Linked DNA regions of Mus musculus: region 2 is linked to region 1. The links are chromatin contacts, found by Hi-C or POLR2A ChIA-PET in ENCODE. All regions are on one chromosome and are shown on one strand. The core of a region is the stretch at or near the end of the contact, and the rest is flanking DNA. Distances in the headings are between cores, read along the strand shown.

Region 1 (3,905 bases), core at 1,387-3,886:
CAGTTTCTCCTGGAACAAAGTATTGTTTTTTGATTCACTGTTTTCCCTGGCAGAGGCAACTCTAAAGGCTTCCATTTAGCCTTTCCAACCACAATAGCCCTCCTTTCACTGGTCAGGAAACCAATGTGAGTATTCTGACTTCTAAGTATATTCATTCCAATTATATATCCTGGGGAAATAACCACAGGATGACCCACTGGACCTATCTATGAGTAAGACTTCTCCAAAAACTCCATTAGATCTTCCTAAACTCTTAATTTAATTGGAGGGCCATAATAGTTTTTTTTGGGGGGGGGGGGTCTTTCGGAACCAGTATCTAATGGACCCTGTGCTGACCATTATGGGTCAGGCCATTCTGGACATTGATCTGTCAATGCTGCCTGACTAAGGCCACATTGCTTCTGGGAAGTCAGTGTTGCCACTTGGACTCCGTTACCTCAAAGCCTAATTTAAACCCATTGCATTTAATTCATCGAACTGAGCAGCCCTGTGTGTCTCAACCCTAAGGTTGACAACAAAGCCCTTCAGATCTGCTGGTGCCCCTCTCACAGTTCTGTAGTTTAAAGGGTTACTGAAGGGCACGTCTTCTGGACCTTCCCCCTGTGGGAGATTGGGTTTTTACAAGGTCACACACTCTAGTATTGCCATTTCCCTGAACCTTAAAATCCCTTCATCAACATTAAGCCAACGGATATCGGGCATCTCCAACTCCTTTTTAGTAGGCCATCTTTTAGCATCTGAACAAATGCCTCAGCCAACTAGTCAGACGTCTGGCATCCTTGTTGACTGTGCAAGCTTCCATACTAAACCTAGACTCTCCATTCAGTGCACCCATGTCAGTAAACTCAGCCTAATCCAGTTTTATGTTCTTTCTACCATTGTCTCACCCCCTTAAAGTCCATTCCCAGGCTTCTGCTTGACTGAATTAGCCAACGCTTTAAGCTCTTTAGCAGGGTAGCGCACCTCTGCTTGGACTCTACTCTTTTCCCTCCCCCGTAGGAGCCTGTAGCCTTAAGTCTGGTTATTCTTCTGTCCCAGTTATTGTTCTGTTACTATGAATAGACACCACGGCAAAGGCAGCTCTTACAAAATAGGGCATTTAATTGGAGACTTGCCTACCGTTTTCAGTCCATAATTATCATGCAGGGAGCATGCAGACAGGCAATGATGCAGGTATGAGGCAGATGAAGCTGAGAGCCTCATCTTGATCGGAAAGGAGAGGAGGTGGGAAGAGGCAAGAGAGAGCCAGGATCTTATGGGTGTTTTGAAACCTCTAAGCCTGCCCCCAGGGATTCACCTCCTCCAACAAGGCCACACCTACTCCAAAAGGCTGCAGTACCCAATCCTTCTAATCCTTCCAAATAGTGATTAAGCATTTAAATATATGAGCCTGTGGGGACATCCCTATCACCCCCTACACCTGCCTTCTCTCTTTTCTCTGGTTCAACAAGCAACAAGGCATTCCCAATATTCCTTTATTAGTCCCTACTTGCTGAGCACTATGTGCTCTGTGGGGGGGGGGGCAAGCATTTTTTAAAAAAGATTTATTTATTTTTATATATTTGAATACACTGTCGCTGTCTTCAGATATACCAGAAGAGGGTACTTGATCCCATTACAGATGGTTGTGAGCCAGCCACTATGTGGTTGCTGGGAGTTGAACTCGGGACCTGTGGATGAGCAGCCATTGCTCTTAACTGTTGAGCCATCTCTGGACCTACCAAGCATTTTTTTTTTTAATGCACGATTTCACTTTCACTTCTAAATAACTTGCCCACCAAGACCCCTAACTCTTGGCCATTACGCTGGTTTCTTCTGTTTTCTACCTCCTAATATGGGGCTCTTGTGAATTTCAACATTTCTAACAGTTAAAAAAAAAATCTGGGAAGAGCAACCAAGAATAGTTAGCAAAGGCAAGTCTGAGGATAACAGCTTGGGAGAGCTGCAGGGCGGGATTGCACTGGCTTTTCAAATTCCTAATTTCCAAGAGCCACTCCCGTTCACTTAGCCATCCCCAACCGGTCCCACTTTTAAAGTTCTTTTGTCCCTGTGGGCTAACTTCAGGGCTGGAACGACTCATAATCGCAAGGAGGAGAAAAGCCCCAAGTATTTGTTAAACCTGCCGCCTCAATTTATAGGTCTAGTGTATACAGGGGCGGAAGAAAAGCCTCTCCTGAGCCTTCAATAGGAACCTAGCCATTCAAAAAGAAGGCAAGATATTGGCGGGGCTCTCTGATCGCCCTTGGAAACACGGGTGCCAGGAGGTCCCCACCCCTGACCACAGGATGCGGTGACTGCTGGCTAGTGGTGTGTCGAAAGAAACCTAGCTCAAGGTTTAGGGAGAGGGAGCAATTCCGGCCTGGAGCTGGGCTCTGGGGAGGAGGGCGTGACTGTTTCAGCAGTGAGACTGGCTCGCTGCTTCCCAGCTCACAAAGCGATTTAACCAGGAGTCGGGAGAGCTGGAGGTGGCTGCTAGCGCAAGCAGGTGTACAGCGCGCAAGACCGCTGGGACTGGAAGGTTCCTTAGAGGGGAGTGGGGGTGGGGAGGGGGGGTGGGACGCGGGCTGATCCCAGTTTCCATGGCAACCCCAGGGCGCCAACACTGTGGGCTCTTGCTTAGGGGCTCCCGGGTGCTGCCGGAAGTGACGCGTTCACCTGCCGAGCTGGGGCGGGGCGCAGAGGTGCCTTCGCTGCTGCCACCGCCGGGAGCCAGTCGGGAGTGTACCAGGCTCTGGGAAAACCAGGGCTCCCAGCCGAGATCGTTTACCTGCAAGCCACGACCCGGCCGGCAGCTACCATGGCGCGCCTACTGTGCTTCGTGCTCTTGTGCGGGATCGCGGGTGAGTTGCGGCACCTCTCCGTCCCAGTCGCTTGCGCTCCCAGCTCGCGGCCTCCCGGGAACAATGGGGCGTGGGGGGAGGGGGCGGCTCAATTTGGGGGGCGCTGCCGTGGTAGTGGCGGATGGGCACCCATGCACAGGGTGATCTGCCCCGGACCACGCGCGCCAGCCCGGAGAATGCATCGGTCCCCGGGAGCGGCGCAGGGGGCGTGAGGCGTCTGGGAGGCAGCGGAGCGGGGACCCGATCGTCCGGTGGCGGTGGCGGAGGCTCGCCCAGGGGCGTGTGGGGCGCGCCTCCAGGGCAGCTTACCCTGGGGACCATTTGGCTTTATCTGCCCTTGTCTGTTTCCCGCGTCTGCCTGGGTGTTGTGTGCCGCCAGCCTTCCCCGATTTCCAAGCTCCGGGCTGCGAGTTTTTAGGTATCGGGTAGTCCAAGCCGGGGAGGCTGAATTACCAACGCCATTATTTGAGAGAAGACTGAGCCGTTCGGTGTCAGTCGCCCTGGCTACCTTTAGGAAAGAAGCACCGAAGCTGCTGGTTTTTAGTCTCAAAGAACAGGCTAGCTCGACCCAGCAGCTCCGAGACGAGGTATTAGGAGCCGAAGGTCTGAAATCGCTGTTGGGGAGGAGTTAGCCCGGGTTTGTAATAAGTTGATTTTTTTTTTTTTTTTTTGTATGATGATTGACGTTCAGGTGGTGAGGCGTGTGGTGGTAGAAATCGCCCAGTACATCTTTCAGCTGCAGAGCGTCTCTTTCAGGAAATAAGGCATTAAAAAAAAAATGCCTGGACCCCAGGACGCATACGCATTCTAGCACTTAGAAATTAATCTTTTTCTAAGTGTGTTTTTAACAAGTCGGTCTCATTTCCTAATACTAAGCAATTGGAGGAATTTTCGAGCCAAGTGAGTCATGTAAAAGATTTACACGTTCAACTCTGGGAAGCACGCACGCGCACACACACCGTAGCCTCCGAAGAGGATTGCTTAGGATTGCGGGAGTTGGGAAGGTTGTTGGATCTGCCTCAGCTCTACTGGGATGGCTCTCTCTGCTTCCTGCTGAAATGTTAA
Region 2 (3,652 bases), core at 351-2,850, 75 kb after region 1:
ACTCGGATCCTAGACGGAAAACACCCAAACGTTCCTCTTGGATGCTTAGAATGCCTAATACACCCTCTACTGCTATGGTCAGCCGGTAGATAGAATCCTCACACACCAGTGGTGGGCACATAGAACTTCAGTCTACTACAACTGCTGTGCCACCTCCCTCCTCCTGCAGTGTGAGGCCTCTTCCGCTCTCCGAAGCTTCCTTTATACTTCATGTATAGCACCTTGTGATGGACCAGCAAAACCCACTGAAACTGAATACACAACTTGGGCGAGGATGTCGCAGATGGAGCCGCATACGCTCCACTCCAAACAAGATAGAAGACTCACACTAGAGAAATGTAATGATTCCTAGACCCCTCTCATTCACCAACTGGGCCAGTACGTGCTACCTAACAGTTTGGGGGATTTGCTTTTTGTTTCCTCAACTTCATATTAAAAAAAATAAATAAATAAAATAAAATTAAGGAAGGAAAGAACCACTTAGCGGTTGCTTTTTGGTTTGTAACAGAAGATGAGTCATACGGACTTATTTATTTTTCTGTTTGAAGGAATGGAATAGCTTAAGAATTAACCCCCTCTTATCAGTGTTCCAGAAGTACCAAAGGCACAGAGAAAGGTCTAAACCTCGGGGGAGGGTGTGTGGGGGGTGTGAATACCACCGGGGACCGGGGGTGGGGGATTAGACCTTAGGCGCCTAGTGCCACCCACACTGTCCCCCAAAGCTCCCATTTTAAACACCGCTTGGTGACGTCACCCCAGGACGTCGTCACCGCGGCGGCTGCTCCTCAAGTTCTACTTTGTTCCACGAGCTCGGCCTTCTAGGAGTTTCTAACTTTGCAGTCTCCCCACCCCCCACCCCCCCCAACCCCTCCCCAGTAACGAAAAAGCCACTCGCAGTTTCTAGAAACCACAACTTCTCCAGGTGGACGCTGCCGAGGTGGAGGGGACGGCAAGCGTGGTCGCGCCGAGAGGCCCTGACCGCCCCGGGCGGCTTTGGCCAGCGGGATCCAGATGCAGCCGGATCGGGCTCCCCTCCCAGCCCGGCGCGGGTGGAGAGAGCCCCCCACGCGCTCCGAGTGGACGGCCTGCGCGCCGCGTCTAACCTGTGCAAACAAACCGGCTTGCCCCTGCCCGCCCGCTGTCGCCTCCCCGGGGGCGGCAGGCGACGTGGCACGCGCCGGAGGAGGCGTCCCAACCCCACCGAGGACCCGCCGCCGCTCCCCTCCGCGCCGCGCATCCCTCGGCCGCTCCGCTTTCGACGTGGCGGCGGGCGCGTCCCAACCTCCCTCCGCCGCGATGCCCGGGGGTCCCCGCCGCGTCCCCTTATGCCAGGCCTGCCCTCCTCACTGCCACCGCGTCCCCGACTCCGACCCCCGGCGGGCTCTCCTCACCGCCGCCGCCGCCGCTCCGGGGGCTGCACCCTCGCCGGGTGCGACCGCGTCCCGTGGCCGGGGAGCCGAGCGCGAGCGCCGCTGCTGCGTCGTCGGGCCGCCGCCGCCGCCGCTGAGCGCGCGCCGACCAGACTGGCGGGCGGCGGAGCGCGCGGCCGACAGGGCGAACGCAGTCCCGACGCGGCCCACGGGGGGCTCGAGGCCCGGAAGAAGGGAGGGGCGATGACTAGGAGAGGCCCGGCGCCGCGAAGAACCAATCCGCGCGCCCTGGGGGCGGGGCTTCCCTCGGGCCCGCCCCCCTCCACCGGTGCGCGTGGCCGGCTCCTGCCTCCGGCCGCGCGCAGAGCCTGGGCTCCGACGGCCGTGCTGGCACGAGGTCGCAGTGCCTCCTGCGCGAGCCCCGAGGGCCTTGCCTCCCTCAGTGGGGTGGGCAGGACGCTTCCTCTTGGCTCTTCGGCCACTCCTCCCCACGCGGGGCTCTCTCCCTTGGATCCGCCCGCCTCTCTGCTGCCTGAGGGCAAGTTCAATCCGGATTCTGCTTTGATGGGCTCTCCCCCTCCTACCCACCTCTGCACGAAGCGGCTGCGGAGGGGAGCTTGGCACTGAGGGCTTGCCAAGTCCCTCCGGTCGTGAGGTCACTAGCTGCCTCCCTGTACGTGAGATGGCTTGGGTAAAACTCTTACCTGGACACTTGGCTGGCAGAGCTCGTGCCTCCATGTGACCGTGGCAGCCTCCTGTTGAGTACGGGGTGTCTCTGCCAGCACTGATGGCCCAATGGATGAGTGGAGTGGCCAGGCTTTGTATTTCTCAGATACTTCTAACTCAAGGACTTGGGGGGGAGGGGTAGCTTTTAAGCCTTGACTAAACACATAAGAAGAGGGAAGATAAACTTTCCGAAGAAAGGCCCATCTTTCCGTCCCTTAGGCTGAACTGGCAGCTAGGTGTTAGTGTTGTGAAAGCAGCTGATAAGTCAGACAGGCCGGAAAAACACAAGACACTCATTAAAAGAGAATTTAAAAATGCAGATTACCATTGTTTTTTTTTTCATTACTTATTTTCTTCATTTACATTTCCAATGCTACCCCATAAGTCCCCCAAACCCTCCCTCCCCCCACTCCCACTTCTTGGCCCTGGTGTTCCCCTGTACAGAGGCATATAAAGTTTGCAAGACTCTTTCTCTTTCCAGTGATGGCCGACTAGGTCATCTTCTGCTACATATGCAGCTAGAGACCAGCTGAGGGGTGGGGGGTGGGGGGCTCCTGGTTAGTTCATATTGTTCCACCTATAGGGTTGCAGATCCCTTTAGCTCCTTGGGTACTTTCTCTAGCTCCTCCATTGGGAGCCCTGTGATCCATCCAATAGCTGACTGTGAGCCTCCACTTCTGTGTTTGCTAGGCCGGGGCATAGCCTCGCAAGAGACAGCTATATCAGGGTCCTTTCAGCAACATCTTCCTAGTGTATGCAATGGTGTCTGCGTTTGGAGGCTGATTATGGGATGGATCCCCGGGTATGGCAGTCTCTAGATGGTCCATCCTTTCGTCTCAGCTCCAAACTTTGTCTCTGTAACTCCTTCCATGGGTGTTTTGGTCCCAATTCTAAGAAAGAGCAAAGTGTCCACACTTTCGTCTTCGTTCTTCTTGAGTTTCATGTGTTTTGCAAATTGTATCTTGTATCTTGGGTATTCTAAGTTTCTGGGCTAATATCCACTTATCAGTGAGTACATATCATGTGAGTTCTTTTGTGATTGGGTTACCTCACTCAGGATGATGCCCTCCAGGTCCATCCATTTGCCTAGGAATTTCATAAATTCATTCCAAGAACTAATTGTTAAAGCTTTATTTAGACTATGTTGGTGATTATAGCCTTGTGAGCCTCAAAAATAATAATTTTTTACCAGAAGTATAAAACCCTCAAACCATTATAAAACTAGTGTGCTATGCCTCTATTTTGTGAGAAGCACTTCTACTATTGTGAAACTAAAGCTATTTCTCAATTTAAAGGGGGTGCTGTCATATACATCCGTGGGACTATTCCCGGAGATGTGCTTTCGTTTAAAACAAATAATCACATTGACGTTGTTTTACTGCTAACAGCTCTTAACTCTACAGTTTCACAAAATAGGTAGTTACAAACATTTTTAACTGCCAGGAAATTTCAAAATCTCATGACTAATGTTCTATGTAATTTTTTTCTTTGTTTGCTTTTTTTGAGATAGGGTTTCTCTGTGTAGCCCTGGCTGTGCTGGAATTCACTCTGTAGAT

What was found. A loop is a pair of places that touch in the nucleus more often than their neighbours do. ChIA-PET counts read pairs that join two places held with the same protein, here RNA polymerase II (POLR2A).
Region 2: POLR2A ChIA-PET joins it to region 1 with 18 read pairs in embryonic stem cell. The contact joins the promoter of Btg3 here to the promoter of Cxadr in region 1. A Hi-C loop is called at or near these places in 2 of 37 maps with a recorded cell type or tissue (T-helper 17 cell and regulatory T cell). POLR2A ChIA-PET finds 5 or more read pairs at or near these places in 3 of 5 experiments (Patski and embryonic stem cell).

The regions. Positions count from the first base shown.
Region 1 is chr16:78,299,035-78,302,939 of GRCm38, forward strand. It overlaps Cxadr (coxsackie virus and adenovirus receptor), which reads left to right and starts at 2,637. Exons shown (of 7, transcript NM_001025192.3): 1 at 2,637-2,840. The coding sequence starts at 2,798.
Region 2 is chr16:78,375,210-78,378,861 of GRCm38, forward strand. It overlaps Btg3 (BTG anti-proliferation factor 3), which reads right to left and starts at 1,601. Exons shown (of 5, transcript NM_009770.3): 1 at 1,392-1,601.